Linked DNA regions of Mus musculus: all the other regions are linked to region 3. Evidence: chromatin loops called from intact Hi-C (ENCODE). Cell type or tissue: heart. All regions are shown on one strand. Each heading gives the region's core, and the rest is flanking DNA. Links, peaks and the distances in the headings are about the cores only. Region 1 holds the start of Atpaf1 (ATP synthase mitochondrial F1 complex assembly factor 1). Region 2 holds the start of Mob3c (MOB kinase activator 3C). Region 3 holds the start of Efcab14 (EF-hand calcium binding domain 14). Region 4 holds the start of Mknk1 (MAP kinase-interacting serine/threonine kinase 1). Region 5 overlaps Mknk1 (MAP kinase-interacting serine/threonine kinase 1).

Region 1 (6,250 bases), core at 864-5,863, 47 kb before region 3:
AGAGCAGGGTACACATTTACTGACGGAGAATGAGAAAAGATGAGATGTTCCGGTCACTGGCGACCACTTAAAGGGTAAGGGCTAGTAAGCTTATACAACAAGACAAAACCAACCTCCGAGGCCCAGTACATCTTACCTTCTGCTCCATACACTTGATAAAATCACTTTGTTTGGAGTGCCCCACTGGCTGCTTTCGGAACTCACTGCGCTTCTCCAGGCGGGACTCAAAGGCCGCTGGGTCAGACCTGACAAAAGGTAAATAAAGGTGAAGCACGCAGGCCTTTGCGGGCTTTGAAATAAGGAAGCACTCCATCGCACCTCCTCAGAGAAGGGACACAGACACCATGAGGCTAAAGGGTTTGCATTCAGTTAAGAACAGGGTATAAGCCTGAAAGTCAAGGCAGTGGAAAGCAAAGCCAGTTACTCAGCTATAGGTAAGCCTCTAGGGATCAGCAGTGCAACACTGTTTTTGTTTTGTTTTTTTGCTTTATTTTTCTTTTGCAGGCTACTCGCTCAGGTGATGCAGGGCTCGCTTTCTTAGGTTCTTAAGCCACTCAAGAGAGAAAGAATACTGTCAAGTCATATTGCTGGGTTACCTCCACAGGCAGGAATCCTACAGCGTGCCTACTCAGTGTTAAGGTTTTACCTGAATATATCTAATTTTTGACGTCTCCTTCTATACCCACCATCAGATCCTGTACTCCAAATGGATGCTCTGGAAGAAGCCTTAGTACCTGAGCATCTCCCTGACCTATCAGACAGAACACCAGAATTCATCCTTTATCTTAAAATGGGGATGCTCTTCAGGCTTGAAGGCTAGGCTGAGGCAGCCATTGTTACTAAGGATACGTCAGAATGTGTAGCTGATTATGGGATGCGTGGCTTTGTAATCGTAGATGAAAACATCATCCAAGAACTCTAGCTACTTGCCTGGGAGACACACAACAGTTTGGGTGAGGAGCCAAGGATAGCTTGTTTAACCGTTTGGTAGACCTTCATAGTCAAGACATTATAGGGTACTGCCTATTCCAAAAACTGTTTGGATGTGACACCAAATGTCACTGTCTTCACTACTATGTAGATGGGCTGATCTTTTCTTTTCTTCTGGAAGGACTGGGTCAGCCCAGCTAATAAGCACGGATGTACCTGAGCTTGCCATGGTGAGTGCATAGAAAACAGGGGCACCGTGCGCAGGAGAGCTCTTGCTGTGCTCTAGGCACATAGAAAATAGCTAACACACTGTCCCTACTTGAAGAAACTTACTACCTAGTTGTATAGACAGATACATAAATATGTACAAACGCACTGCTGATAATTATAACCGTAACAAAATTTTGCTCAAACATCCTTAAATGACTGAGGTGGTTTCATGACTGTACTTTTGACTGTGTTATTATTTCCCATATTTGGAACACATTCCTCCAATGATTTAAGAGCTAGACCTAGACCATAGTATTTGCAGTTTAGGTATTAGATTGGTCTAGAGAGTGGCAGAGAACTAGCATGTGAAGGTTTTACATCAAGCGCTAAGCAGTTTGGACACTGAAGAATTCAATGGGGCACCTTGGGAAACTCACTTTCTGAAATATTAGTATGTATAAATGTTGATGGGAATGACCCAAGGAAGGAAAGAGACCATTATTGGCCCCTGAGTAAGTCTGAATAGACCCACTAAGTACTCAGTGAGATGAGACACCTCTTTGGAGACACTTGTGTATTAAAGGGATCAGAGAGAAGTGGGTGGAGAGGACTGCAGGTCAAGTACTATTTTAAAATCAATTTGAGACTATCTAATGTTTGAAGGAGAGCAAAAGTATTCACTCATTTATTCCATCATTGCTTCAAAAAGCTTAGAAGATCACTCTATTCGTGGTAAAGTGACAGACAGGTGGAGGGTTCCAGGGCTAGAAGTGGTAAACCCTAGTGTCTTAGTCAGGGTTTCTATTCCTGCACAAACATCATAGCCAAGATGCAAGCTGGGGAGGAAAGGGTTTATTCAGCTTACACTTCCATACTGCTGTTCATCACCAAATGAAGTCAGGACTGGAACTCAAGCAGATCAGGAAGCAGGAGCTGATGCAGAGGCCATGGAGGGATGCTCCTTACAGGCTTGCTTCCCCTGGTTTGCTCAGCTTGCTCTCTTATAGAACCCAGGACTACCAGCCCAGGGATGGCACCATCCACAATGGGTCCTCCCACCCTTGATCACTAATTGAGAAAATGCTTTACAGCAGGATCTCATGGAGGCATTTCCTCAACTGAAGCTCCTTTCTCTGTGATAACTCCAGCTTGTGTCAAGTTGACACACCAAACCAGCCAGTACACCTAGTTAGAGGATGCTGCTGCCCCGCGTGAAGACGAAGAACTTAAGGGAGTGGAATTAAAATGAGACAAAATGCAGAGAACTTCTAGCCGGTAACGTCTGGCTTCCTTTCAGAAGTGCCTTCCTATAGCACCAAACTCTCAGACCACCATTCCTTACCTTCATCCTTCGTCCTGGAACTAGGCACCCACTCTACCTACCTTAACAGCCATAACCCTACGACACTTTTCCTCCTCAGTGCTGGAGATGGAACTCAAGGCCCAGTGCATAGTAAGCAAGTTCTCTTCTACTAAGCCACACCTCTTTCATCTTCACGGTTTACCTTCTGGAAGCTGACGCCTTAGGAACCCTGGTTACAGTCAGATAAACCTTAACCAACTGTGTGACCTCGGGCAAGACTCTACCTCTCTCCAGATCCCTACATTTCCTTAGTGAGAGGGTTCAATGGGCAATACAAACGTAACATTATCATATCAGTCTTTGCCACAATCCCAGTCTCCTTGTCCAGGCAGTCAGGGCCCTAAGCTGGGAGAGCCTGTGAACTTGATCTCTCAGGCAGGTATCTGCTGACTCAACATGTGACCTTGAGCAAATCAAATGCCTTCGCTGAAGGTCTTCATTTTCATCTTCCTAAGTAGGGGACAACTTTCTCTGAGCTGTCTTCTTCATAGGGCTTTAAAGAGTGTTTTGACGACTGTGGAAAGACCCAAAGAGTCTGCAGAGATGTGACTTTAGGCAAGTGGCCTGGCCTCTCTGAACTTGGAAACAAACTATTGGTATAGCAGGGCCAGGGCAAGCCCACCGTCCCGGAGAGTAGTGCATGCCGGAAGCTCTGCCCGCCGGTCGTGAGTCCCCACCCCCACCCGACCAGGACCGCACCTGCGCAGCTGCTGGATCTTGTCCCGGTAGCGGTCGTAGAAGGGGTTCGCTTCCAGCTCGCTGACCCCACTGCCGTCTGCTCCCTCGGGGGGCAGGCCCGAGCCCCGGCGCACCGGGAACACGCGCAACTGTGCCGGTGACACGAACCCCAGCCCCAGGGCGCGGCTGCGCACTGCACACAGGCCTCGGTAGAGACCCGCCACCTGCAGGACTGCGGGGCACGCTCCACCCGCAGCGGACACTACCGCCGCCATGGCCGCCTGCGACTCCCCCTCCTCCTCCTCGGGCGCGTCAGCCTCGGCCCCCGGCCCGCGCGCCTGCTCCATCTCCCGCAAGGTCCGCGAGGCCCGCGTTCCGCCACCGAGGTTCCGCGCGCTCAAGGTTCCGGGTGCTGGAGTGGAGAAGGGACAACGACGCTTCGGGCTGGCAGCTCCCGGTTCTGCCCACCCGCTCTAGGGGTGTCGTGGCGCGTCTCCTCCCGGGAGTCTGCCAGGATTCACCCCACCCCCTACCCCCGACCAGCAGCCTCTGCGCGCCAGGCTTCTGGAAAGCTGGCTTGCATCTTCGGGTTCTCACAGGGCTTGCCCCTTTTCTAAATTTACTTGGCACTAGCTGTAACAGTTTCTTTAGCTGCAAAGGATGTCTGAACATCATAGCTGAAGCTTCTCTTTATCAGTGTCTATTTGCAGAAGGTTCCATTGGCCTCATACCCTATGAAGTAGATATTAACCTCATTTTACAGATGGAGAAGCTAAACAGGCTGTGAACCATTAAAGTAGTAAGTTCCACCTAAAAGCTAAGCTTTTTAAAAACGCAATGCCTCTGAAGTCTGGGTTCCTTCCTGGCATTTAATTGAACTACTTTCCTCAGAGACATAAGGAATTATCCTGGACAAGTCTTTATTTGGGCTCTCCCCTTCTCAACCAAAATGTCACCATCTTCATTTGCTGAACCAAACTTGAGCTTAGGAACAATGGTATCTCACCTGCTACCATCCAAAGCAGACCTTATGTGAGGGCAGTCACATGGAAGTCCTTATCTGGACCTTAGTTGATAGGAACCTCTCCCGAGGCAGGAACAGGGACTCCAAACTCTGTTCAATACAGCCTGCGCTCAGACATCAGACTCTCGATGCTGGGACAGTGCATTGGGAGATATGGAAGTCTGACTTTGCTGGCCTGTACCTGGCTCAGAATTTTTCCACGTGCTGTTTCCTCTGCTCAAACAGGCATGCATTGCCTCCTCCTCATCTGGAACTCAGTTCTCTCAGCGCCTCAAAGAGACCTCTAGAGAAACCTCCCCATCCTTTAAAAAAAAAAATTGTGTTCAAGTGTGGTGAAGCACATGTGGAAATCAGAAGACAATTTTGTGAAATAGGCTCTCTCCTTCTTTTCCAGTTTCCAACTCCTTTCCAGCTGATCTAATTCAGCTCTCCAGGCTCACAGGGCAAGTGCTTTTAAGCTGCTGAGCCATCTCTCCCCCATTCCTCCTTATAGTCTATCTTTACTCTTCCCCCACCCAGAGCTGAGGACTGAACCCAGGGCCTTGTGTAAGCACTCTACTAAGCTAAATCCCCAACCCTTTCCAGTCTTTTTTTTTTTTTTTTTTTTGGTTTTTCGAGACAGGGTTTCTCTGTATAGCCCTGGCTATCCTGGAACTCACTCGGTAGACCAGGCTGGCCTCGAACTCAGAAATCCACCTGCCTCTGCCTCCCAAGTGCTGGGATTAAAGGTGTGCGCCACCACGCCGGGCCCCAGTCTACTTCTTACAGAAGATATAACTATCCAAAACTTTAGACCTCTGGTGGTCTGAGGTAGGAATGCCTCCCACAGACTCAGGTATTTGAATTCTTGCTCCCTGTTGGGGAGGGTGTGAACCTTCAGGAGGTGGAGGCTTGCGGGAGGAAGTATATCAATGGGTAGGCTTGAGAGTTGTAGGCTTCCCCACTTCCAGGCACTGCTTTTTGCTTCCTGCATATGGATAAGGATGTGATCTCCCAGCTTCGTACCCCAGCCACCTGCTGTCATGTCTCCTTTGTCATTATGGATCCCCTCCCCCCTTCTAGACCCATAAGACAGACAAACAAAAATACCACCACCACCAACAAAACAAAACAAAAACGAAACAAAAAAACAAACAAAACAAGGCCTCCGTCTATAAATTGCTTCACAAAAAATTGCTATTTTTATCACAGCAACAGCAATGTTTACATAAACCCATAGAATTTATGTAAATACCTTGTTTACAGAAACCCATGGAATTTACATTTTAGTGGAACCAGATAAACACTCGTAAGTAGAAAAGCAAAGGAAGATATGAGAGACACAAATAGGGTATTGCCTGAGCAGATATTTGAATGTAATGAGGGAACGACTTGTATGATACTTGCAGGGACAGACTAGCTAAGGGGAACAGCAAATGTAAGACAGGATTATAGTGTTGAAAATAGCAAAAGCATATCCCCATGGTGGAGGGGACAGAGGTAGAGATGACACAGAGTTGAGTGGCTAAATTGCTCAGGGCTTTGAAGGTCATGGTTAAAAACTGGCTTTTGATCTGGGAAGTCTAAGCAGAGGAGTAACATGGCCTACTCTTCAAAGGATCGTTCTGACTGCGGAACTTGGAGTATGTGGAGCAAATGTGGAAACCTCCAAGGGTGAGTAATTTGTCCCACCTCAAAGCCCAAGGTCAAGTATAACTTGATAGATAGGCAAGGAAGGATGCCAGCCAAACTGTTGGGTATGTGAATCTGAAGTTCTGAGGTATGTTCCAGGCTGGAGGTTACAGTTGTGAGTCATCAGTGCATTTGTGTTCTTTAATGTTATAAATGTGGGTAAGTTCACTGAGAAGGAAACATAGATAGAATGCTAAAGACTGAGCCCTGGAGCATGCCAAGACTTAGAGACCAGGAGATGGTGGAAAACACCAGCTAAAGAAGAGGAAAAGCAGGGGCAAATAGGGTAGAGCGGAGGGAAAGGCATTCTGGGAAGAACTCTGTAAATAGTGCCTGCTCTGGTTTGAATCTGAAATGTTCTCAATAAGCTCATG
Region 2 (6,250 bases), core at 718-5,717, 90 kb before region 3:
GTCAGCCCGGGGACAGTTTCTTTACCTCCATGAAACTCTCATCCCCAGCAGCGTCAAATCCTTTGTGGTCTACTTTAGCCGCACACCCCACCCCTGAAGCAGCGCCACAAGCCTTTCTTTCTGCTTCCTTTCCTCCCTGCTTTCTTGAAATCTTGCAGAGGGTGTGCCCTGGGCTCCAAACCGGTGCTTACAGGACTTACTGTTGAGCTTTACAGAAGTGACAGAGGGTTTTGCAGGCCCCAGACAAGGTATCCTCTGGAAGCCCCATAGGCCATCTGTGTAGTGAGAGAGCCTGGCTGCGCTGTACTTGAGAGGGGGGTGGACTTTGAGTTCCTCTGGGATATCCCGAAGTCCATCTGGCCACCGGGGATTCCCAGGGAACAGAAGGGACTTTTCTACCAAAAATGTCTTTTCCGTTTTCTTTACACTGAAAGAGGAAAGGGCCCTCACAAGGCCAGCTGAGTGGCCTTAAGTGTGGCTGCAGGCTCTGCAGGAAGAGGAGGGTGGCAGGCCCAGAACAGTGTTACTTCCTCTGACAGACACTAGAGTTCCTTTCCTCAAAGCTAACCCCTCCTTCAATTCCCAAACAGTATGAGCCGCTGACCTTCCCCTTGCACCCAACACTCCATGGATTTTCAGCATGCCTACTATGTATGCACCTAGCACTGGGGGCTGGGGTAGAACAGCCAGACTCACCCTACCTGTCCTTCTGCATGTTTGCGTTACCTCTTAGAATAGAAGGATCCCAGACTCAGCACAGACTTCAGGGAGCATCCACCAGAGTCTCCCAAAGTCCTGGGATCTTGTCCCTGCTTCAAAACTAGCTTGCTTGCATCACCATGGATTTAGTCCATGCGAATCCTTGAACACCCTACAGGTAGGTGTCTGAGCATCTCAGGCATTTCATCTCGCGCACCAATATACATGAGCTATTGGAGGACGCAGATCCAGGCAATGGCCAAGACTGCAACAGCCACAGACTGAACACGGACCCTGAACACAGACTTATAAACTAAGCTCAAGTTCCATGCTAAATTCTGGCTTGCCCCCAGCCCTGGTTAGTCTGAGCCCTGAGCCTCACACTGAATGAGGCTTGAGACAGTGGCAGAGAAAGCTTATCCTTACCTCTGACTGCCTCTGACTCAACTTTGAAGCAAGTTTCCTTTTTCATTGATAACTGCTGGGGCAGGACTGGGGAAGAAAGGGAGGGGATAAGGCATTTCTGAGGCCTCCGCTTTCCTTTGGCCTCCCCATTACTGATTGATTGTTACAGATTCTCTCACTCTGCCTTTCAATTCCACAGCCTACCTTTCCTGACCCACCGGCCTCCAGCAGCCACCCTGGGATTCTTCTTGATCCCTAAACATGTCCTCACTGTCCTGCCTGTGTGTCTTTTGCTGGTCAGTTTCTGTTTTCTCTTTCTATCTGACCGAATGATCCCTTCTTTGGCAGCTTCCTCCAGATCCCAACCTTGTGTGTGGCTTCTCTGACTGCTTGTTCCTACCCCTCTCCGTCAGGACTTAAGTTGGTGGCTAGGCTTTAGCTTAGACTCTAGAGTCTTAGAGTTGGCTGGGGAGATGTCTCAGTGGGTAAACTTGCCTGAGTTTGATTCTTGGGACCAACATGGTGGAAGGAGAGCACTCCCACAAACTGTCTCTGACCTCCACATGTGCACTGTAATGCGCACATAAATGTGTGTGTTCCCGAGCTCATACGTGCATGCATGAGCAAGTGTGTGGACACACATAAATAAATGTAATTAAGTTTTGAAAGTAAATCTTGCCTCTCAATAAATGAAAAGTGAGGGGGAAAGAACTGATATCAGCTCTGGGCCTCCATCTCTGCATGCCCATCTTCATATACCCACAGCACCACACACACACACACACACACACACACACACACACACATACACACACACGTTGGGATAGCTGAGAGGTCAAGTGGTACGTCCCACATGAACAGATGGCGAAACTGAGGCCTAGGAGGAGGATTTGAGGAGCCTGAATTTGCACAGCAAGTTAGAAGTAGGGGACTGGTATAAAAAGGGACTCAGCCTATGACAAGGTACAAAGTGTCCCTTTCCTGCTGTCTGGCCACTGGCCTGATATAGATAATTGTGAAGGAAGGGAGTAGAGAGGCCCCACCTCCTTAGTATAGAACTTTAGGCCCCAGGACTTTTCCTAGAAAGAGTAAACTTGGAGGTGAGTACGGAAGGTAAGCTAAGAGGGCATCCCGTCTGTTAGCACTATCCTCTCCCAGCCTCACACGGAGCCTCTCTTCCTCTTCCCTGTGGACCCCCCACTTTAATTACTAGGTAGGTGGTCAGTGGTTTGCTTACTCCGTGACCAAGCATTTAATCTTCCTAGATGAAGAGCACAGGCTGACTGACACTGCCTGTTTGTCTTACCTCGTCCCCTGCCAGGGACACACCTGCTCCTTCCTTAGTCTGGCTTAGAATCAGCCAGAAGATGGTCCCAGTTTGAACTCAGAATCTAGCCTAGCACGCCCTGCGGGACAAGATCTAAGTTTGAGATTCTCAGAGAAAGAGGGAGCGACAGACGCAGCGCTGTCCAGCCAGACCCGCCCCTACCTCCCGCGAGCTCCTAAGAACCTCCCCTTAGCTTCAGCTGTTAGGGCCAAACAGGTCCTAGGACCCAGAGGAGCCAGCCTGACATTTCCGCTCCTGAAGACACGCCCCCCACCACCGCCAGCTACCGCCACCCCCACCCCGGACTTCGGACACTGAGAGCCTCGGACCCTGGGCTGAGGACTGTGGCCAGCCTGCTTTTGGGCCGGAGTCGCTTCCAGAAGGTGCCACGCGAGGACCAAGAAGAACTAAAAGTGGAAGCAAGACTGGGCCCTGGGGGGCGCGGAGACGCGGCGCTCACTCACCCGCTCCGCCTGAGTGGACAGCTCCGGGTCTCTGTCCCTGCGGCCACACCGCAACGCGCCGGTCGTCCTCCGGCCTGTGATCCCGCCGTGCGGGTCTCAGCGTCTACCCACCAGTCTGATCTGGGCCGCGGCCGCCGTCCCGCCGCCAGTGCTCGAGGAGACGCCAGCTCCGCCCCAGGCTCAGCCACGCCGCGGCCACGGGGCGGGGAGGGGCGGGGAAAGGGACTCCCCCGTCCCAGGATACTTACTCTTCTCTTTAGCCTTTCCGGGAAGTGGGAAGTCCGATCGGGCTCGCTGTCTCCCCGAGGGCAAAGGACTAACTGAGGAGCCGCCCCAAAGGACCGCCTGGATCTTCCCTAAGGAGATAGCCTCAGATTCATAGGCTGTAGAATGGGAACAAGTTTAGCTTCCGCCTGAAGCAGAAAGAAAAACCGCTGTGGTTTGAATGGTTTCCTAGCCCTCCTGCAGTTATCTGAGCTTCACTTGTCTTTGAATTCAATAAAAGTTCCTAGCAGCCAATGTGTTCAGCTTCAGTCCACTGCCATACAGAGCAACTCAAAACCCACCACTGGAGGCTGCTGCTGGTGGATGGCGCATGTCTTTAATTTCAACACTAGCGAGGTAGAGGCAGGCAAATCTTTGAGTTCCAGGCTGCTAGCCAGCCAGGCTAGCCAGGGCTAGGTGGTAAGATGGTCTCTCTCTCTCTTAAAAACAAAACAAAACAAAACAAAACAAAACAAAACAAAACAAAACACCAAAACCAAAACCAAACCAAACCAAACCAAAACAACCAAACACTTAAATGAATAGCACACGTATGGGAGCCGTGGACTGGGTCAGTCCAGACAGAAACATTCCCAAAGAATGTTCAAAGAAGACCTCGCCTTCCTTGCACCTGGTTCTGGTTCTGTAGACTCTCACACCATCCAAAGTTACCCATTTCCTATCTTCCTTTGTCTCTGTTGTTCTTTAGAATGGCTTCTCTCCCAGCCTGTTCCATCTGGCTCCAAACCTTTGCATACTTGATCTACACTACCCACTCTTCTACCTAGATTCCTCCCCTGGAAACAGGCTGCTATCCCACATCAGTGCTCAATGCATACCATGGCTTGGCCCCAGGAACCTGTCTGCAGGATCTGCCTAGGGTGAGGAGGTTGAAGACAGAGTTCTACTAGGTGAGTGCTATGGTTAACCTTCATTGTTAGCTTCACTAGCTTCGGAACTACCAAGGAGTCGCCTCTCTGGGAGTGTGTATTCCCAAGGGGTTGTTTAACTGAGGAGGACTGGCTCTCCTTGAATGTGTCTCCTGCCATCCTGAACTAAACTAACAGAAAGGTGGGTGAGGGTGGGGGAGCCAATAGAGCACAGGTGTCCATCCACCTCCATTTCTTCACCACTGTTCCAGACTCTTGCTGTCACAGCTTAGAGCCTGTCTTGACATACTTTCCCTACCATGGTGGACTGCACTCTCAAACTGTGAGCCAAAACAAAAAGCTTTTCCTTAGTATTTTGTTACAGCATAAAAAGTAAGTACCACAGAAGGCCAAGGCAGGCAGCTGGGCTGCCGAAGACATCCCGGAGGACATGAAAGCGAGAAGGAGTGACTGCGGAGACATTGGAGCCTGAGGCTTTATACTGAGACACAACTGCTCCATTGGATTCCCTGGCTCTGGGTCTGCTTTCTCAACCACATGAGAACACACTTAGATCCTTAAGAATTTTAGGTTAGGGGTTGGATAGATGGCTCAGCCGTTAAGAGCACTGACTGCTCTTCCAGAGGTCCTGAGTTCAATTCCCAGCAACCACATGGTGGCTCAAAACCATCTGACACCCTTTTCTGGTGTGTTTGGAAAGAGCAATGGTGTACTCATATACATAAAGTAAATAAATCCTCTTTAAAAAAGAATTTTAGGTTAGAACTGAGGACTCATCTTTGACTAGGGGCTTCTCTCTATCTTCCTCTCTTTCTCTCTTCCTTTCTTTTAAATTTATTTATGTATGAGTGCTCTGTTGCATGTACACATACATGCAAGCCAGAAGAGGGCATCAGATCCCTTTATAGATGGTTGTGAGCCACCATGTGGGTACTGGGAATTGAACTCAGGACCTGTGGAAGAACAGTCAGTGCCCTTAACCACTAAGCCCTCTCTCCAGCCCCGTAAGGACTTATTTCTTCTCCAGCATAAAATTTCTTATAAACTTTTACATGTTGATGGAATTCACATTTGACATACTGTCAATTTGATATAATTATCAGAGCATTTTTGTTGAGTGTGACAGTGTGCTGAGATTAAGATGATGAATCAGTCACTGATTTCAGGTGCTGACAGATCAGCAGCTGCAACACAACATATGCAGGTAACCATGTCAGAGCTTAGTCGTTCAGAGATAGAAGTGGGGTACATAATGCACTGATGGTCCAATGCTAGGCAAGGGTGGGGATATTCACAGGCAACCCAGAGCACCCTGTTTTGAGGAGACTTTAACAGTGGCACTGCATATAGATGTAACTAGTTGTAGGGAAGCCATGTACAGACTATACCACCAATGAGATAGCAAGGACTGCAGATAGCTGTCAGCAACCCTAAGCTGAGGTACACTGGGAATAGGAGATATGAGAAGGCTATAGCTAGCTCTGTGGCCTAAGGTGGAGACCATACCCAGATCATAGCAGTCAAGAGAAAAACTACTGGTCAATAAGGGTCTCATTTCCCTCTCTTCTCTGGCCAAGTTCCCCGTAGCTAAGTCCCATTAAGAGCCAAGGACAAGGGAACCTGTTGCCACAGCCCAGAGATCAGCCCCCTAGATGCGGAGCTGGGAGGACAGTGTTGGGTAAGGGATGATGTCACAGAGGAAATGACTTAGAAACTGCTCAAGCTCCTCTTATCATTTTGTGCTAAATATTTTACAAATGCCATTTGTAATTGCTTCTCCCTAACTCTTGGATGATTTAGAAGTGAGACTTTAGTTTCTCATCCTAGGAAGAGTTATGTTTTTCTTGTTCACTGCTCTTTACATTGCCTTGTGGTCAGAGATCTTGGTCTATGAGATTCTTTGGAATTTGATACAACTTCCTCTGTGGCTTTGCACATGGTCATTTTCTGTGCCTCTGAGCTAGGTTTTATAGAAAAGGCAGGAATTTAGTGAAGAATGAAGAGACTCTCTGTGGGCTATGTTGGAGATCCATTCTGAAGGAATTTTTGAAGTTCCAGGGTCATGTGCAGACTCCTGGATGTCTGTAGGGCAGGTGATAGGAAGAGTTGGAGTTGGGGCAGCAGAGAGAGATGGTGTGGGTTTCTTAATGCCCATACCCCTTTCTGCCACTCTCAGTCTGGGCTGTATTCTTTCAGGAGGC
Region 3 (6,250 bases), core at 700-5,699:
GTATGAATCTCAGCTGTATACACTTAATTGCTAAACAACCTACTTAACTTCTCTAAGCTTGTTTTTTTTTTTTTTTTCGAGACAGGGTTTCTCTGTGTAGCTCTGGCTGTACTGGAACTCACTCTGTAGACCAGGCTAGCCTCAACTCAGAAATCCGCCTGCTTCTGCCTCCCAAGTGCTGGGATTAAAGGTGTGCACCACCACTGCCCGGCAGCTTGTTTGTTTTTAACATACATTTATGTATGTATATATGTGTGTACGGATGTATGTATGTATGTGCATGCCACAGCATGTCTGTGGAAGTTAGAGGACAACTTGCAAGAGTCAGTTCTCTCCTTCCAGCGCAGGTGGATCTCGGAGAATGAACTCAGGTTTGCCAGCAAGTGTCTATACCTATTGAACCATTTGGCCCAGCCAGCTTCCTCTTCTAAGAACACAAATAGTAATTCTCATCTTTACCACTGCACAGGCATGTGCATACACACGCGCGCGCGCGCGCGCGCGCACACACACGCACACACACACACACACACACACACACACACACACGGGGGAGTGGGGAGAGCAAAATAATGCCTATGTCAGAGGCCTGTTTGGGGAACAATTTACTTGTCAATTGGCACAAGCAGACACTTCATAAATGGTGGCTCTTAGAATAAATGCTGTCCACTCCTATGTTCCTACACAGTGTTTTGAAAGAGGAAGTCACCTGACAGATGCTTCCACATTTTAATTGCTGGCTCTGTAAGGTAGAAGGAAACTGTGGTATTTCAACAGCCACTTTGTACCTGGGGCTAGGCTGTAGGTTGAGTATAATCAGGTTTCTGGTTTACAGTTGCTCCCCTTTGCATTGAGTTAACTGCAGTGTCATAATTTCAGACGCTACTTGTCAGATGGTACATAACCACTGGGCTTGTTTATGGGTTGAAAAGCAAGTAAGTGCTACTACAGTTAAGCCGACAGTTAAGCTAGTGTACAGAACAAGATGCACAACTGCTTACCAGAACGGGCAAATTCCTAATTCAGCATGGGCCAGTTTCCCCCAAGACTTGAAGAGAACCTGACCACTTACTTGTTCTAAATTTTTCCTTGAGGACATCCAGATCCTCCTTGAGAGCCATTTGCATCCACACCAAGCCCACAGAGGCCACAACGCAGGCTGCGAGGATGACAAAGGCACAGAGGGGACAGCAGATCTTGCAGCATCGGGCATAGTCTCCCCTGTTGGAAGAAAACATTCACCAATGAGCGAGAAGGTAGCTGTGATGAGAACAGCTTTATTAGCAACAGTATGCTCCTATGCGATTATCTTCTCTAATGAATGACCAATGAATTTACCAAGGATCACAGGATAACACACTTGCGTCTAATAGGAGGAGGTTGCAAATTACTGAATATGACCCGTGAAAAGTTCTACGGGGTACAAAGGTTTCAAACTGCACAGGAAACAGGGAGTTCCCGTGGGCCATGGGAAGAGCTTGCAGGTTCTAGATCACTGCTGTCAATTCAGGAAGGTGGTCTTTGGAGCAGAACTCGGTTTGAGAAGTGTAAATGACAAGAAGGGCCCAGTGGCCCATCTGCAATCCAAGTACCTGGGAGTCTGAGGAAGAGGGATTGCCAAGTTCTATGCCTACTACTAGAACCTAGCTCAATCCTTAGTAGTAATAAGATAAAAAGAAAGAATGGACAGAAAGAAGGGTAAAAATGAGTGGTTCTATGGAATTCTATCCCTTCACTGTAATTTATCCCCTTCCACACCCTCACCCCCCCCATACATGCTCACTTAGCCCAGGAGACCTTGCCTCATTTATTGAAACTTCACAAACTCTTGACCAAGTTTTACTGCAAATGGAATGAGAGAAACTAGATCTGCTGGCTTAAGTGGACACCTGATATTCTTTAACTTAACTGCCTTGGCAGTACAGAAATAGAAGCACACTAGATTTCACATCAAACTTCATCTAGTTTTCAGTTCTAAACTAAGGCAGCAGGGCAACTTTCGAGACTCACACTTCATCAGATGACCTTCACAACACAAACTTGGAAAAGTCCTTAACTAACCAGTCTTAACAAAAGCACACAGATTCTGAGCCCGCTAAAAGATCACAAATCTTTTAGGACCCAAGCCCTTTGCCTAACTCTGGTCTCTACACCCCAACGGACTCCCTTTGCTTTTAGTTTGCTCTCTGACAGGTCCAAATGGCTGAGGTTTCCTTCAGTTGCCTCACAAACTGACCTCTTAATCCCCCAATCCTCAAAGCTCATTTGTTTAGTGGTTGCTCTACCTGAAACTGGTTTGGTAAAAAAGACTGCTCCCCCCACCCCCATATTATTTATCGAAGGTTCACACTTTCAACAGTAAGCCCTTCACCATATTCTCCTATCACCAATATCTAAGCTGGTTAAGAAACACAAAACGAGTATTGGTCTTAAGGTCCCTTGACCTACTTTTTAAAAATGCCTAGCCCCAAGAGCCTCTCTGCTCCTCTGTCTCCATGAGTAACCTTTTTAATTCCTTCTTGGGCTATGAGCCCATTCCCCAAGTCCACACTTCCACCCTAGATTTGAAGCTCTTGTTAGACATTAGAGTGACTGCTTACTCTTTATTAAGAGTTAGAACTTGCCCTGTCCAACATCCTTTCTCCCTGTTTTCCAAGGCCTACTTCCCTTTTTCTTCCAAGGGACTCCCCTCTCCTTCTCATCCATTTGCCCGGCTGGTAGTAGTGCAAGATGCCTTTTGCCCATTTCAGCCCTCCCCACTGCTACACTCACTTGACAAAACGAGAGCGATTTCCAATTGCTCCAAATTCCTCTTCGTCTGTGCTGGACTCTGAGTCTGAGTCAGGAGGCTCAGTGCGAAGCAGGCGGTGGCTGCCTGAGCCTTGCTTGGTCTTCTTTCTCCGATGGTCACCAGCCAGGCCGATCAACGCATTGAGCTCTTTGCGCTTTTTCATCTTTTTGTGGGGGGTGAGTGGCGGGCCCACTCCTGAGCTGCCAGGTTCGTAGCCAACACCCAACTCTCTCGCTGACTTGGAGCTGCCTTCCAGGGTTGGAAATCCTGGGCCTGAGCCCCCTGATCACTCCCACCCAGAGGTGGGACTGACCAGATCTACTGAGGGCTGGAGAATAGAGCCCAGAGAAAATTGGACTCAGGTGGATGGGGGATGGGGGGTGGGGGAAGTTACATAGAGATGGCCAAGGAACTGGAGATCTAAATGGATAAATTTCTGAAACAACTATTACCTGTCAAAAGGAAAACGAAACAAAACAACCCGCTAAGTCAAGCACGAGATTCTAAGTCGTGTAGGCAACCAATATTTCTAGGAGTGCTCCAGAAAGCGGGAGAAAGATACACAAAACTAAGGTACTTTAGATCTCTGGGACAAGATTCCCAATGCAGAAGGAAAATAAACTTGTTTTTGAATGGGAGGAGAGGAGACTTTGCAGAGCAGGCAGTGGGAACTCGCTGATCCTTAACTGGAGAGGTGGTGACAGGAGAGCGCCAACACTGCCTGGGCGCCTAGAAAACTCCCAGGCCGGGACGCCCACCAGGATTCGGGATGATCACCTTCCCGTGGCTTCTGTCCTGAGTTTGTAGAGACCCGCGCGAGAGGAGCGGGAGCCCTGCTGCTAGGGCCTGGAGGGGGCGCAGTGATGAGGGGTGACCACCGCTCCGCCAGCCTGAAGTGTTCCGCCACCAGCGACTTCCGCAACTCACACGCGCCGCGGCCAGTCCAGCCGCGTCTCCGGCCCCTGCTTCGGTCGCGACTTCTCTGGATGTGCTGGCGGTGGCGGCCGCCGCAGGCTCCAGACCCGGGCCATAGCTCCAGTCTTAGCTCACTTCCCCTTTGGCAGCGGCCCCGGGCAAGGCTTGCCAGTAAGCCGCGCCCCCATTGGGCGCCCCTTGGTGACGTCACGCAGGAGGGCGCGTGTGGTGCTGGGGAGGTGGAACGTTAAAGGGGCCGCGGCTCTGGCTCGTGCTGGGTCTGGAGCCACAGTTAGTAGGCCCCGCCCCTGTCGGACCGCGGCTGACCGCATCAACTTACAGCGGAGGCAGAGTTTTGCTTGCTGAGAAGCAGGGGCGGGGACTGGCACCCGAGGCTCCACCTTCTGAAAAGTTCTTGAAAGACTCCATCCCTCTTACTCTTAGGTTCTTTAGGCTCATTGTTTTAATGGCCCAGTTGAATAATTCATCCGTCCTTCCATCCATCCCTCCACCCATCTATCCATCTATCCACCCACCCACCCATCCATCCAATAAATATTTACTGGTGGTGAAATATCGAGACTATTCTAGCTCTGGGGATGCTGCCATAAACACAATAACCAATGTGTTTTCCTTTCTGTATAGAGTTGCCAGATTTAGCAAATAAAATACTGAACACTAGTAAATTTCCAATACCAGATAAACAGTGATTTTTGGGGAGGGGGGAGGGAGTTGGACAGAGGCTTTCTATGTAGTCCTGGCTGCCCTAGAGCTAGCTATGTAGACCAGGCTGTTCTTGAACTCGCAAAGATCTGCCTGCCTTGGTCCTGAGTTCTGGGATTAATGGCATGCATCCTCACACCTGGTTTAGCTATTTTTTTTTTAAATTATAAGAGCCCTCCAATATCTATGACAACTTCATATTGAAAAATAATTCATTGTTTATCTGAAATTTAAATTCAATTGGGCTTCCTCTATTTTATCTGCTCATCTGCTCCAGCTTGTATTTGAGCATGAAAGCAACAATAGGCACACATATTACACTTTAGAAGTGGATGCATATTATGAAGGAAACCCAAATAAGATAGGGTGAGGCATGCCTGTTGTCTTTGATGAAGGGATTTTTGGGCATAGATCCTTAGGAAGCCAGAGAGTAAGTAAAATGGTATCATGAAGGAGTGCTCAGAAAGACCTGGTTTGGAAAAAAAAAAGTGATAGGAAATGAAGTTACAGAAACATCAGGAAGTAAACCTTGCAGGGTTTTGTAGAAGGAGTTTGAAAAACCATTGAGGAACATACTCTGAATTTTCAGTTTATAGAAGATGACTCTAGGGGCTGCAGAGATGGCTCAGGGATTAAGAGAGCACTGACTGCTCTTCCAGAGGACCTGGGTTCAATTACTAGCATCTGCATGGCAGCTCACAACTGTCTGTAACTCCAGTTCCAGGAGCTCCAAGGCCCTCATATAGACATACACGCAGGAAGAACACCAATGCACATAAAATTAAAAATAAGTAATTTTTTAAAAAAAAGATGACTCTGACTACTGTTTGGAAAATAAACAACAAAAAGAGAGGGAGCCAAGTATTTCTTCGGTCTGGATAGACATGAAGAGGACAGCGGAGTGGCAGTAGTGGGGATGGCCAGTATGCTGTATGCTTCTTGTAGATAGAGTTAAAGATATTTGTCGGTGGATTAGATGAAAGAAAATTAAAAAAAAAAAAAAAAAGGAGCCATGGACAACCCTAGAAGTTCGGAACGGTGCTGTGAGAAGAGCCTTGCCATTTGTCGAGAAGGGGGAAGGTTTGGGGACAAGGTCAAGAAGCCGATGATTTGATATCTAAATTCGAAATCCAGTAGGCTGCTTGGTATTTCCATAGGGAATTCTGGGCAGGAACGATGGCCTAAAATATAAACTGGAAACTCAGCAGACGTCAATGATATTTATAACATGGTGCGTTGAGCTACCTGGAAGGAAACCAAAGTGATTTAAATCCCTATATTCTCACTGTGGCAGCTGCACACTGCCTTTGCCTGAGGAAGCCCTCCTAAAGCCCAGGTGTGTGTCTTGATTTGCCTTTAAGTGTGGAACCCAGTGGTAAGCACCTAATTACAACCACCTGTTAGATATGCGATGGCATGTTCACATATGTGAACAGAGTACTGCAGAGGTAGGAGAGAGCTTTGGAGTCATGAGATTTAATCCTGTTTGCAATTCCAGCTCTGTCGGGAGACAGCTGTTGGACTTTCCTGGGGTTGTTTCCCAACTCTGTACCTGAAATAAACATCTACTTTGCAGGAGACAGTGGCTGATGCTTTTGAAGCCTGGAGTTGTGGTATAGATGCCCCATTTTTTATTGTCCCTTCTTGTTTCTAGAGCTGCTCCAACCAAGCACAGAAGCTACAAACCACATATGCCAAATGTACAGGTAAATGTCCCATTTAGCTTTGTTCTACTTGTTCCCTTGGCACCACTGGCTCCTTACCCAGTAGACACATGTGGCTAGTGGCCATAGAAAAGCACAGTCTCATATCATTCTATCA
Region 4 (6,250 bases), core at 452-5,451, 100 kb before region 3:
TGGAAAGGGTTCCTATCTGCATTGGTTTCCAAGTCCATAACAGTTTAAGGTACTTAAAACTATAGTCCAGGGCCAGAGAGATGGCTCAGAGGTTAAGAGCACTGACTGCTCTTCCAGAGGTCCTGAGTTCGATTCCCAGCAACCACATGGTGCTCACAACCATCTGTAATGGGATCTGATGCCCTCTTCTGGTGTGTCTGCAGAGAGCAACATGTACTCACATAAATAAATACATCTTTAAAAAAAAAGAAACAAAACTATAGCTCAGTCCATAGTAAGTATGTCATAAATGTTAGCTTCACCAACCGTGTAGAACTCCTTGGGAGCCCTCATAAGCAGGGTACGAACTTGACTTAGCAATTGATGCCAGCCTGGGTATCACAGAGTCCATCTCAAAGAATTAAAATCAATTCATTTAAGTTCTTTCTTCTTTCTTTCTTTTTTAAAAATTTTGTAGAGAACCAGAAAGATGGCTCAGTAGTTAAGGGCATGTGCTACTCTTGCAAAGGACCTGAGTTCAGTTCCCAACATTCATGGTAAATGGCTCAAAATGACCTGAAATTTCAGCTTCAGAGAATTTAACACCCTCTTATGATCTTCCTGGGAACCTATATTCATGTGTACATGTACACAATTAAAAAATACAAATAAGGTCAGATGTGGTGTGGCATACCTTAGCCCCAACATGTGGGAGGCAGAGGTAGGTGGATCTGAGTGTAAGACCAGCCTGTGCACATCCTGAATTCCAGATCAGTCAGAGAGACAAGGTTCAGGGCTGTCTCAAATTAACTAATTCACTAGAGTAGAATTAGAAAAAACAAGTGTCTGGGCATATCACTTCCAGAACTCTCTATCCTTGACTGAGTCCTTGTGAAATCTTGCTTGAGTCTTTCCCTATCCACAAGATAAAGGTAGTGTAACTAGATGGTTCCTATGCTTTCTGCCTTCACACACACACACACACACACACACACACAAAGAACTTTCTATTCCATATGTTGGGGCTGTTGGCAAGGAAAAATGTGAATTTGTAGCTGCTGGTCCCACATGGAAGAGACTACTGTTTACCAAGGCCAAAGGCAGAACAATTGATTAGTCAGCCACCTGTGAGCTTTCTCGTACCTGAACTATATCACAGACTATACAGGTCCCTGAACACTGCACGACTTCTCTTGTAACTAAACTCACCAACAGCAAGGCCAGGGCCTGAAATCAATAACAGCAGTGAAGAATCTTGGTTCATGAAGAATTCCTGCACCTTTGTGCCTCTGGTGCCTGTAAGTAGGGCAACATCCATCTAACCAGGGCCCTCCTTAGCCATGAAGGAAAACATGAGGTCTCCTTCTAATCTTGATGGCTTGTAAAACAAAGACCAAAGAGGGATAAAAAAAAAAAAAGGCACTGACTCATTTGACCACAAGCATTACAGAGACCTACTATGTGCCAGTCCTGTACCATGAAGAGCAGGTGTGACATAGACTTGGCTCCTTGCCACCAACTGTAGTCGGGGTACATATGAGTGATGTACCCCAAGACAGACTTTGCTAAGACGTCTATAGGAAGCTCAGTCTCTGCTACAGGAGACTGGATTGGGAGCATCTAACCAGCAGGAGGATGAGACGCGTCACCAAAGATGTGGTGTGAGCACCCGTGAAGAAGCTGCAGAAGGTGCCATATTATTGAATAACTACAGACCACACAACAGGAGACCTAGCTAAACATGTGCTGCAATTTGCCAGCTTCTTCTCAGAACTTCTCTCTCCATGGTTGGGTTGGCTGGTGCCAGGCCCTCTGACTGCCAAATCTGCACTAGAGAAATGACACTCCTATGCAAGCCAAAGACCCTGGATTATAGAAAGAGGAACACTGAGGTGGGAACAGATGCTCCGAAGGGGCTCCAAACTTCCTGGCTAGTTCACTTTTTTTTTGGTTTTCGAGACAGGGTTTCTCTGTGTAGCCCTGGCTGTCCTGGAACTCACTCTGTAGACCAGACTGGCCTCGAACTCAGAAATCTGCCTGCCTCTGCCTCCTGAATGCTGGGATTAAAGGCATGTGCCACCACGCCCAGCTTGTTTTTTTTGTTTGTTTGTTTGTTTGTTTTTTGTTTTTTATTTTATTTATTTATTTATTTTGCTAGTTCACTTCTATACACAATCCTGACTCCGTGTCTATTCTTCACAGTACTTCCAGCCCAGGCCCTTTAGAAGGCCCGAAGCTAGGGACAGTGGGCAGCAGCTCTCTGATGGCTGGGGATCCAGGGAAACATTATACATCAACCACTCAGCTGGTTCTTGGCACAAGGCCTGTGGTCAACAAGTTTGAGCTCCCTCCTCATACTGCAAGGTCAATTCCACGTGTAAATCCCAGAGGCTCCAAGGCTCAGGTTACATCAGCTTCTCCCCCCAGGGCCTCCCTGAAATATGCCAGATCAAAACACTCTTTCCTGGAAATCACAATCGTATGTATCAGTACCATTGCATGTGGGCAATTTACATATAAGCATACTTAACCCTCACAGTGACATTATTATATTCGTTTTAAAAAGCTCTAAGAGAGAAAAATGAGTTGTTCTAGGATGCTTCCTAGGAGAGGGGAAAGCATAGCTCACCCCCAAAGTCAAGCACTCCCACCCTCTTACCTAGCTTCTGATGGTCCACAGTCCTACAGCTATAGGAAAGAGACTGCATCCTACCCACACTCCCACCTCTCTGTTGAAAAAAGTGTGGCAGAATCATTTGTATACTATATTGCAAAATAAGTGGAAACCGCCAATTTAACACAACGAAGTACACATATTTTATAATGTGCTCATGCCAGTGAACTGTCTTGAGCCCTGTCAGTCTTGAGTGTATCCTTGTTTGGTCTGAGGCTCAAACTCCTTATAGGCTGAGCTCCTCCTCGACAGCCCGTACCCACCGGCTCCGGACCTGTCACAACCCAAGCCTGTCCATAAGCACGGGCTGAGAGTCCGAAAGAGGATCTTATGCGCTGCGGTCTGGGCAGGGAAGCAGCTTTGAGGACAGTTCTAAAAGGATGTCCCCTTCGGCTGCTCCTCCGCAGAAGAACCGGGTCTTAACCTCGAGCTGCTCAGAAGGCCCTGTCTGCCCCTCCCGGGCGACTGCAGCGCCGCACCCCAGACCCCGGCCCCGTTTCCCCGCCGAGGGACTCCTCGCTGGCTCACTTTTACCTTAGTTGACCACCGCGGGAACGGCCGCGAGCACCCCCACCTGCAGGTCTCCGTCGAGAACGCGGAAGAGGCGGAGCTAAACTCAGGGGGAGGGCCCGAGCAGAAGGAGGCGTGAGGGGGAGGAGTCACGCCTGCGCCCCGAGGGCCACACGTGGCGAGAAGCAAGGCCAGTTCACTGCGCAGGCGTGGCATATCAGAGCGTCCTCTGGTTGTTGCGGGTTTCTTTTACAAGCGGAAAGTGGAAGACGCTGCAGGTGCAAATAGTTACTTCTGCGAGCCAGAACGGAGTTCTTGTAAACCTGAGGGCAGCTCTGTTAAGTAAAGTTTATTTTTGAGACAAGGCCTTTTGTATACTCCAGACTTGACTTCAAACTCGTTTTTCTTCTGACTCAGTCTCCAGAGTTCTCTGATTACAGACGCACACCACCGGGCATGACTGTAAAATTTCTATAAAGGTCTGCGTATACAGAAGTTCATTACTTCCGGTAATTAAATTTTTTAAATTGTTGTTTTTCTAAATAGTCTCACTATGTAACCCTGGCTGGCCTCAAACTTAAAGAGATCTACCTGCCTCTGCCTTCTGAGTGCTAGTATTAAAGGTGTGTGCCACTACAGCAGCTAAAACAACAGCTAAAACAAATGTTCTTAAAGATCTATTTCTTTTTCTCTCTCCTCTCTGCTCTCTCTCCTCTCTGCTCTCTCTCTCTCTCTCTCTCTCTCTCTCTCTCTCTCTCTCTCTCTCTCTCTTCTCTCCCCCTCCCCCCTCCCCCCTCTCCCCCTCTCCCCTCTGTGTACTAATTAGAGTAGTACCCCAACCAGCCTCCTTGCCTCACTTCCACAGGCTGCAGATGCCTGAGACGGGAAGACGGGGTGCTTGGTTTCAGTTCAGGTTCTGACGCAGTTTTCTTTTGTGTGGTGAAGTAAACTTCCCTATCCCATTCAGTATTGTTGTTAGGGTCTGGAGAGTAAGGGGCTTAAAGAGCATCTCCGTTTCCCATCACTCCTCTAAAACACATTTATTCCCTCTTCTGGCCTATGTGTTCAACTATATGAGGGAAGGAAGTGGAAGTATTCAAGACTTTGCTAGATTTCAAATCTAGATGAAGACTGGAAAGGGACGTCTTTTTCCCAAGCATTTGTATTTACTTCCTTTCCAAATTTGAGTCCCCTTCAAAGGCTGGATATTGCAATCTCTTTCAACTTATAACCTTCCAGGCCCACCAAACTTCGTGTCTTCACTGCCCTTTCTAGTCTATTCCCCAACCCTTGATAGCCAACCAGTCCAGGGTCACTCAAGCATAGATTGGGATCCAGATTCTCAAAATTACTACCCACCTCCCCATGGCAACCATGATGGTTAATTAACATTGGATAAAGGCTCTAGGGTGCTCCCAGGAAGGAGGGCAAACCATGTAGAACTCAGACCTTCCTCTGGCCTATTTGACCGCATTCCATAGTTCCATACTGTGGTAGCCACGAACATATAAAAGGGCCACAGGGCTCATGAACGCTGAGTTCATCCAGCATCATTAGTCAGTGTGGGATGTTCTGCCCCAGGGTGGAGGTGACAGCTTATTCCCTGTTCCCTGTCCCCTCAATGGATGCAGATCCTGAGCCAACAAGACAACTAAGCCCTGGCTTCCCAGGTAAGTTGCTTTTGTTAGGTTTTGCCTGTTTAGGTGAGAGTCTTCTTATTTCTCATTACTAAGGTCAAAGCTCTCCCTCTTTGTCCTCTAAGCATCCTTCTCAGACTCTCCAAGCAAGTGTGTGTGTGTCTGTCTGTGCATATGTCCTTCCTAACATATTTCCAGACATCTCAAATTTGAGATAAATTTAACTCTTCCACAACGTACATGGACTTTCTAACAGCTGGACTGTCCAGTGACTGAAGAGATAATGATTTGTAATGGGTTTGAAAACACTCTTTTAGAACACTGGGCTCTGGGCATTAGAAGGAACAGCAAAATGGAAAACCTTCCAGATTCTAGAGCAGATACTGGGGGTGGGGTGGGTGGAAGGAGAGCCAGGCAGCTGGCTAAAGACTTGTGTCAATCACTTGAGACATGTTGAGTATTAGCTGGATTATTATCATGTCCATTCACAGGGTGAGGATGAAGGAGCTTAGAGGTCAGACCCTCACCCCTACTTCTATTTTAAAATGATACTTCTGCCAGGTGTGGAGGTGCACACCTTTAACCACAGCACTCAGGAGACAGAGAAAGGTGGATCCCTGTGAATTTGAGGCCATCCTAGTCTACAGGGTGAGTTCCAAGGTAGCCAGCACTACATAACGAGACCCTGTCTCAAAAAAAATCATTACTACTGTGTATGTGACATGAGTGGGACCCCATTCCAAGTGGCGTCTCTTCTTTTGCCTTTATGTGGGTCTTGAGAATTGAACCTAGGTCATCACGCTTACATTGTTGGGCAGTAAGTGCCTTTATCCACTGTGCCATCTTGGTAGTCTACCACTTCTGATCATAAAATAGAAAGTGGTTTATAGAGGGAAGGCTAGAAGCTCAGGCCTCAGCTTCTCAGGTAGAGTCCCTGCCGGCTCTTTTGAAGGTATAAGAGGACCTCTGTTGAATCTTCAGAACCAAGCTGCTTTTGACTCCTGTCTGAGTGGTTGTGGTTTAGGGGCAGTGAGTTCTAGCTGTCTCCTGGGGAATATGCTCTGGATTGAAACCTGCCCTACCTCCCCTACTTTGAGTCCTGAGAGGGGCTCCTTGTTCTGTGGTTGGGGTTGGGGCTGTATTTCCTACTGCACTTTTAGCCATCGGTTCTTCCAAACCACCCTGACATGAACCAGCATTGCCAGTGTCAAAACAAGGAACAATTCCCTCCTTTGAATGAGTACCTTGGAGGCACACCCTGCACTGCCCTCCTACGACATCCTCAAGGCTCTCGACTTATCTTACTCTACGACTCAGAGCCCTGGGAGAACTTGGGTGTCCCCACACTGGGTAGCTAGTCAGTCATGACTGTGCCCATATGGTCCAGGAGCTTAGGACAGAATGTCTTAATCCCACTCTAACGGTCTCTCCTACAATCCACCAAGACACG
Region 5 (6,250 bases), core at 816-5,815, 110 kb before region 3:
GTCCACAAGGTTCGGCAGCTCTCTTCCACTTTACATAACCACAAAGGCCTAATGGTTACATCCTCACTACTAGTTAATCAACTTTAACCTTTCAGAAATCTTTTCTTGTTCTCAGATACCTCAGTATTTTGTGTTCTGTCATTTAATAGAGGATGAACTACAAACCAGTGTCTAAGCACATTATTCATGGCAGTCAAGAATGAAGTGTAAGGTGACAATCTCCTCCCGTCTGACCTGGGAGTTGGTAGATGTGGTTTGTGGAAACATCACTAGGCATAAGGGAAAAAGAAAGGCACATTTGAGCAGAAGCTGGTCAAATTGAACAGACAGTGAGTATCAGGAGCCATCTATACAATGAGCTCCGTCAGAGGACTGTCTGTGAGATTCCAGAGAGCTGGAGGGATTTTTTTTTTCTCCTTTAGACCTTCATGTGTGGAAGGGCGGGGCCATGTGGTTCAAATCAGCTGCATGAAAATGGCATGGGGTGATACTCTGCAGGCCTTCAAGAGGGCTATGATACTCAGATACCCAGAGCCAAAACCTCAGACTCATCCTCTCCCTCTGCTCCCATCCTGGGGTCACCAGGAGCCTTTACAGCCATGTTGCAATTCCTGGTAGGAGGTACAACATCAGAAGGACAGAGAAGCAGGAACAGGAAGTGTGTGCTTACAGGATACAAAAACAAGCAGTAGCAAAGGGCAGGGCTTGGGTAGGGAGCACAATATAAGGGCTGAGAAAAGCAGGCTAAGCTAGCTATCTAAGCTCATTAATATAGTTCACAAGGCCCTCCGCTAACATTGGTCCCTGTCTTCTTTCCACCCTTAATAACCAATAATCATTCTTCTGTGGAGGAATGGCAACAGCTGCTTTTTACTCAGCTAACAATCCAAACAGTCCTGCTAGCGACATTTCTTGGAACTTCATCATTGTGTTTTGCTGCATAAAAGTATCCTGTAAGTGCATCTTCTATATGCCATACAGAATATTAGAAGATGGTCCTCAGGTGAGATTCTGTAAAATTAACACCTCTGCTGCTTTGTCAAGGGCATTCTTAAGTGAAAGTGGCTGTTACGTAGGTGGTAGTGAGGAACAGCATGGGCAGGGCCACAGCTCTGTGCCATTGCCTTAACCTCCCACTGTCACAGCACAGCAACAAATAATCCGTGACCACGACTTTGAAAGCTTTTGGTCTTGCAGATCCCCTGGAAGGGGTTCTGTGTGGCATACTTGTGAACCTTTGTGCTGGGCAATGAGGAGGGAGCCAGGAGCACTGTGGCCTTCAAGCCAGCTGTGATATGCAGTGCAAACAGCAGTTACTCAGAGATAGGCTAGACAGGCGGCTGCAGCAGGCCAGAGAGAGATAAGGAAGGCTTACACCAGAGACAACGGTGGCAGGGACAGGAAGGGCATGCTATAGAATGAGGGAGGAAACCACAGAGGCCAAAATTGTCCTGCCAAACGACTGGAGACAGAGGAGGAGGAGGTCAGTTTATGACCACCCTTGAAAGAGGGTTCTTCTCTAACACAGGGCCAGCCACAGAGTGGGGCCTCAATGCAGGTGTATGAAGCTACGCTTTTAGCCAAAGGCAGCCATGTGAACAGTAGCGCCAACAGAAGAGAGCTTGAGGAACGGGAGCTCAGGAGGTGGGGAGCAGGGGAAGATGGCAGTGCCAGCAGGAGGCTTCAGGTGACAACAGGTGACATCCAGCAGCTGGTATTATGTCACAGGTCAGGCTAAAACAACCTTACTCAACCCTTATGTGTCCCAAATCAGTCACTGAGGCTTGACAGAAAACCTGCCTGGCAATGATGAGGCCTCCGGCTACAGCAAAAGCCAGAACATGCCACAACCTCAGTATATGAGCCGTGTCTGGGATATAAACACACAGATAGAACTTCCAACATCTCCTTGGGAAGAACAAGACTCAAGGGACACAAGAATTTTACCTTGGACACTTCTGCTGAACTTTGTCTCTTTTTGTTACGGTGTGGCAACTTTATCTTACATGTTTTACTTACTGTTCTATTTTCCTTCTGTCCCTCTGCCATTTTGTCCCATAAGGGCTGTGATCTTATTTACTATGTAACTGTTATAGGAAGTTACTGAGACCTGAGAAGGCTAAGCCATCAACTGCTTAAATGACCTTGAACTCACGCCTTTCTCTGGAAATATGGGAAATGTTCAACTCAACGTAATGTAAAAAAGTAAGTGGAGGGCTGGTATGATGGCTCCTTGGATAAAGGAGCCTGTCTCCGAGCCTGATGACTTGAGTCTGACCCTGGAAGGCACATGGCAGAACCAGAGGACTGACACTTGAGAAAGTTGTCCTGTGATAGCCACAATACAGCACTCTCATCCCCAACTAACACAAATTAAATAAAGATAAGGCTTTAAAGAAAAGGGAGGGGTGAACGGTACATCCAATCTTACCCACAAGGTTCTTTAACTTGGAGTCTCAGAGGAATCCCAAGACTGGTGTCTTCCAGCCACAGGGAGTTATCTGCTGGTCTCTGTCCAGCCAGTGTCCTTTAGTCTGCCACCTGCTTCTGCTTCATCTCCTCCAGCACAGAGATCTTCAAGAAGAGGAAGGAGAGAGAGTGTGAAACTGCTGGCTTCTCCAAGAAGACCAGAGGAGATGCTGATCAACCCAAGTGCCCCAGCTCTGTGAGTGACACTTGGAAGCAGGTGTACACACAGGAGTCACAGATGTCCCTGGGCTTTAAAAGCTGACCGATGGAAATCTGAATTAAAAAAAAAAAAATCAGCTTTGCTCCCACTGTGGATTCTAGGCAGTATAAGATGTATCTTGCCATGAAGATGGAGGTAGACCTTTCTCTCGGCTCTGAGAGTCTCACACAGAGGTTTCAAGCTGACGCTTCCTACCTGCTCGCTTGGGAGAGGTGCTTAAGAGCTTGTTCCTGGTGGCCAGGCCCAAGCCTCACAGGCGAGGGGTAACAGTGCCAGCAAGATAAAGCAGCCCCTGAGAGTAGCAGGTGGTAAGAATAGAGTCCCTTTTGTGCCAAAAACAATCATTGCTGATTCCCAAAGTGATGACTTCATTTTCTGTAGGCATGGTGCTGTTTTTAACTCCCTGGCTTTAGTTATCATGTGTCAAAGTTGCTCAACTTTTGCTCTGTGAAACACACTTGCACTTCCTCTTTTCTCTAGGCAAAAGCACTGAAAATGTGCTTAAGTGTGAATTCTGAGCTTCTGTGCCTAAGTGGAAACTGGATGCGTTTCAACATTACCTCAAATCACATTTGCCAAGCTGGACTTGTCGCAGCCCCTACCGGCAGCTTCCTTCCTCCTGATTTCTCTTCTTCTCTATCCGATTACATCATCCTTTCAGCTACCTAGTCAGAACCATTAAGTATTCCCTCCCCCCACCTCCGTGTGAGTTCCAAATGCTCAGGTTGCCAGGCTGTTCCCTCAGCCTTGTCTATAGCTCCTTACAAACGAATCCTCATACCAGAGAGATGGCTCAGTGATTAAGAGCACTTGATGCTCTTGCGAAGGACATGAGTTCAAGTCCCAGTACCCACATGATAGCTGACAACCATCTGTAACTCCAGTTCTAGAGAATTGGACAAAGGAATTCCCATTTATCTGTCAAGGTCCACAGCAACTTCCCGAGAGGACACTACCAGCTCGAAAAGTAGTCTAGACTCTTCGTACTCACTCCAGCATCTCACCTAGCTCCCATTATTCCATTACAACACAAATCCACACCATGAGTTTCCCACCAGCCTGTAAACTCCTTAAAGACAGGATGTAGTATATATTTTCATTTAGATATTTTAGCATTTAATACAGCATCTGGCACAAAAGGGCTCCCATGGATCTGAATGAATCACTCCATTCACAAAGTTTCCTGCTCGCTGCTTGTGAGAGACTTCAGCACATTGGACAGCCCTAACTATTGTGCTTTGTATTCCCAAAGGATTCTCCCAGGCTCAGCAAAACTATTTCTAGAGCCCAAGGGAGTTTGGCTGGTATGTTTTCCTGTTCCCACTAGTAACCTTCCAGGGTCAGCCTTGAATATCCATGAACTTTAACTTGCTGCCTTTAGTGTTACTAGAGGCTAGCGATTATTTTTCTGTAAAGGGCCAGATAAGATAATAAATCCTGGGGCTGGAGAGATGGCTCAGCGGTTAAGAGCACTGACTGCTCTTCCAGGGGTCCTGAGTTCAATTCCCAGCAACCACATGATGGCTCACAACCATCTATAATAGGATCCAATGCACTCTCTTCTGGTGTGTGTCTGAAGACAGCTATAGGGTACTCATATAAATAAAAGTAAATAAATAATACTTTAAAAAGATAGTAAATACTTCACACTGTGTGCGCCATCTGGTTGTTGCTTTATCTGCTCCGTTTTTAGGGAAAAGTGCAGCCACAAATTGGATGCAAATGAATGATGATGACATATGCCAACCACACCTTAATCTTGGACACCACAGTTTGAATTTCTTCACATACTTTTTGTGTCTCATGAAATGTTCATCTCCTTTTGATTCTCCATCTCCAAACACTAAAAACTTCAAGAAAGCACTCTTAGCTTGTGGTACCTACAAAAAGAGCTGGCAAACCACAATTTGCCAACAACTAGTCTAATGTAAAACAAAACAAAACAAAACAAAAGCAAGATTCAGAATTCCATGATAGACTCTTTATTCCCAGTCATTTGGAGCCAGTCTAGAGCTGATGAAATAAAGCAGATGGGCTTTCAAATACCCCGGGCCCTGGCACACACTAGCAGCACGGGACATGCATCTTAACTCCTCTCCCTGACATAATCTACAAAACAGGGACAATAACATATGCTGTGAGATAGGAGACTGTGACACCAAAGTCTACAATTTAAGAGGCACTCCATAACTCCCATTATTACACCTTGTGAGACAGCCTCCCCATGTCAACTATAGCTCTGGAAAACAACATAGACGGACACTCTGGAAACTACAGCAAAAGAGAACATGGTATCCACGAAGGACAAAAGCAGAGAGGGGCTTGGCTGTTTTAGTTATATACATAGGAGTCTAAGAGTCCAGTTAGCCTGACTGTTCTGTTGTCACTCCTAATTTCCTTGGGCCACTTTCCCTCTTTACCAGGAACCTTGAGACTCACGGAACACAATGGGTCCATCACTTGGCTTTCAAGATGAAGAACATCTGGGGGACACAGAAAAGGCTGAGGTTAATGGTGTTTTCAGCCTTGATCCCAAAAGCCAGACCTGAGCCTCTAAAGTCTTTGCTAGATGTCTAATAGGTGCCATGCCTCTGCTGGGGTGACTCAGGCTTCCTTCAGTGCCCAGACTTACCTTCCTATAGTACCCTTACCCTCTCTTCCAGCCACAGGGGCCAAAGGCTACATCTACCCGACTGCCCTAACTTCCAGCTTCCTGCAGTGTGCGTAACTTACCCAGATTGCCTGGGATCCTTCATCATAGCCTCCCCTAGGCTGAGCCAGGACAGAGTGGACTCACTTGAGTCAGCTCTGGGTCCCTCACCTCACACAAAGCTGTCACTTACTGAGTCAGTGAGACTTCTGAAGCATTCTCCCCTTAAACTTTTTTAGCTAGGCTCTGTTTAGCAGAGTCTGGGTCACTGCCAGGAAGAGGGAAACCCTCAGAGAGAGAAAAGCAGCATAACCAATGGGATCTGAGCGATGGAAAACAGGTTTTGAGGATGAGGTGAAAGCATCCAGGCGGTGTAGCCTGCAGAAGCGAAGATGAGGCCTAACTGGATTTTGTCTTTAGGTACAGAAAAGGTTCTCATAAGAAAATCTTGATCTCATCCCCCTTTATAATCAAAGGGAACTTTTCCATATTCATGGGCAACAGAACAATAAGAACTTGCTTAAGTCAAGGCCAGGGGGTTTTAAACTGGGAGGAGCTAAATTAGACACCACTTTCCAGAGACACCATACTGTCGTTCTGTTTGGCAAGTGAACTGGAGGGGCCTTGCTTGCAACTCTTGCTGAAGGCTGTGGGAAAGGAAATAAACACCTGCTCTAGTCCTGTTTACTGTGGAGACAGGTGTGGGAAACCCGAGTCAGGTGAGATTTTCTATCAAGCCATTGGCATTTTAATGGACTGTTTCCCACCGAGCACGTTTGTGGTGTCATGCTTTGGAATCCTATGATGGAATTCTAATGTTAGATGTCTAATAGGTGCCATTGCCTCTGCTGGGGTGACTCAGGCTTCCTTTAGTGCCCAGACTGGCCTCCTATAGTAAGCTTACCCTCTCT

Evidence for each region. Hi-C counts contacts between places; a loop is a spot of excess contacts. Peaks named below come from ENCODE experiments on the same cell type or tissue, not always from the same donor. Only the 100,000 strongest peaks of a DNase experiment are listed, where the experiment ranks them.
Region 1: it touches region 3 in a loop (2.1-fold over the local background); 7 of 42 quality-filtered maps call a loop at or near these places.
Region 2: a loop joins it to region 3, with 2.4 times the contacts of the local background. A loop is called at or near these places in 18 of 42 quality-filtered maps.
Region 4: it touches region 3 in a loop (2.3-fold over the local background); 19 of 42 quality-filtered maps call a loop at or near these places.
Region 5: it touches region 3 in a loop (2.7-fold over the local background); 13 of 42 quality-filtered maps call a loop at or near these places.

Annotation. Positions count from the first base shown.
Region 1 is chr4:115,782,257-115,788,506 of GRCm38, reverse strand. It overlaps Atpaf1 (ATP synthase mitochondrial F1 complex assembly factor 1), which reads right to left and starts at 3,501. Exons shown (of 9, transcript NM_001369233.1): 1 at 3,203-3,501; 2 at 137-245. The coding sequence starts at 3,456. It also overlaps a transcript of Tex38 not described here. In heart, for the core only: a CTCF peak has its summit at 3,434 (motif pointing left); a DNase peak (open chromatin) is centred at 3,446; H3K4me3 peaks cover 1,839 bases; H3K27ac peaks cover 1,494 bases.
Region 2 is chr4:115,824,887-115,831,136 of GRCm38, reverse strand. It overlaps Mob3c (MOB kinase activator 3C), which reads right to left and starts at 3,057. Exons shown (of 4, transcript NM_175308.5): 1 at 2,896-3,057. In heart, for the core only: no CTCF peak of the experiment used is centred there; DNase peaks (open chromatin) are centred at 2,676 and 3,126; H3K4me3 peaks cover 2,356 bases; H3K27ac peaks cover 1,463 bases.
Region 3 is chr4:115,735,363-115,741,612 of GRCm38, reverse strand. Efcab14 (EF-hand calcium binding domain 14) reads right to left here and starts at 3,843. Exons shown (of 11, transcript NM_001368627.1): 1 at 2,773-3,843; 2 at 1,073-1,221. The coding sequence starts at 2,954. In heart, for the core only: a CTCF peak has its summit at 3,648 (motif pointing right); a DNase peak (open chromatin) is centred at 3,972; H3K4me3 peaks cover 1,975 bases; H3K27ac peaks cover 1,164 bases.
Region 4 is chr4:115,836,219-115,842,468 of GRCm38, reverse strand. Mknk1 (MAP kinase-interacting serine/threonine kinase 1) reads right to left here and starts at 3,271. Exons shown (of 13, transcript NM_021461.5): 1 at 3,188-3,271. In heart, for the core only: a CTCF peak has its summit at 3,206; DNase peaks (open chromatin) are centred at 2,288, 3,288 and 4,038; H3K4me3 peaks cover 2,021 bases; H3K27ac peaks cover 1,183 bases.
Region 5 is chr4:115,844,544-115,850,793 of GRCm38, reverse strand. It overlaps Mknk1 (MAP kinase-interacting serine/threonine kinase 1), which reads right to left. Exons shown (of 13, transcript NM_021461.5): 2 at 2,432-2,574. Among named protein-coding and RNA genes, the nearest start is that of Mknk1, 8.5 kb to the right of the region's middle. In heart, for the core only: a CTCF peak has its summit at 3,280; DNase peaks (open chromatin) are centred at 3,203 and 3,925; H3K27ac peaks cover 1,724 bases.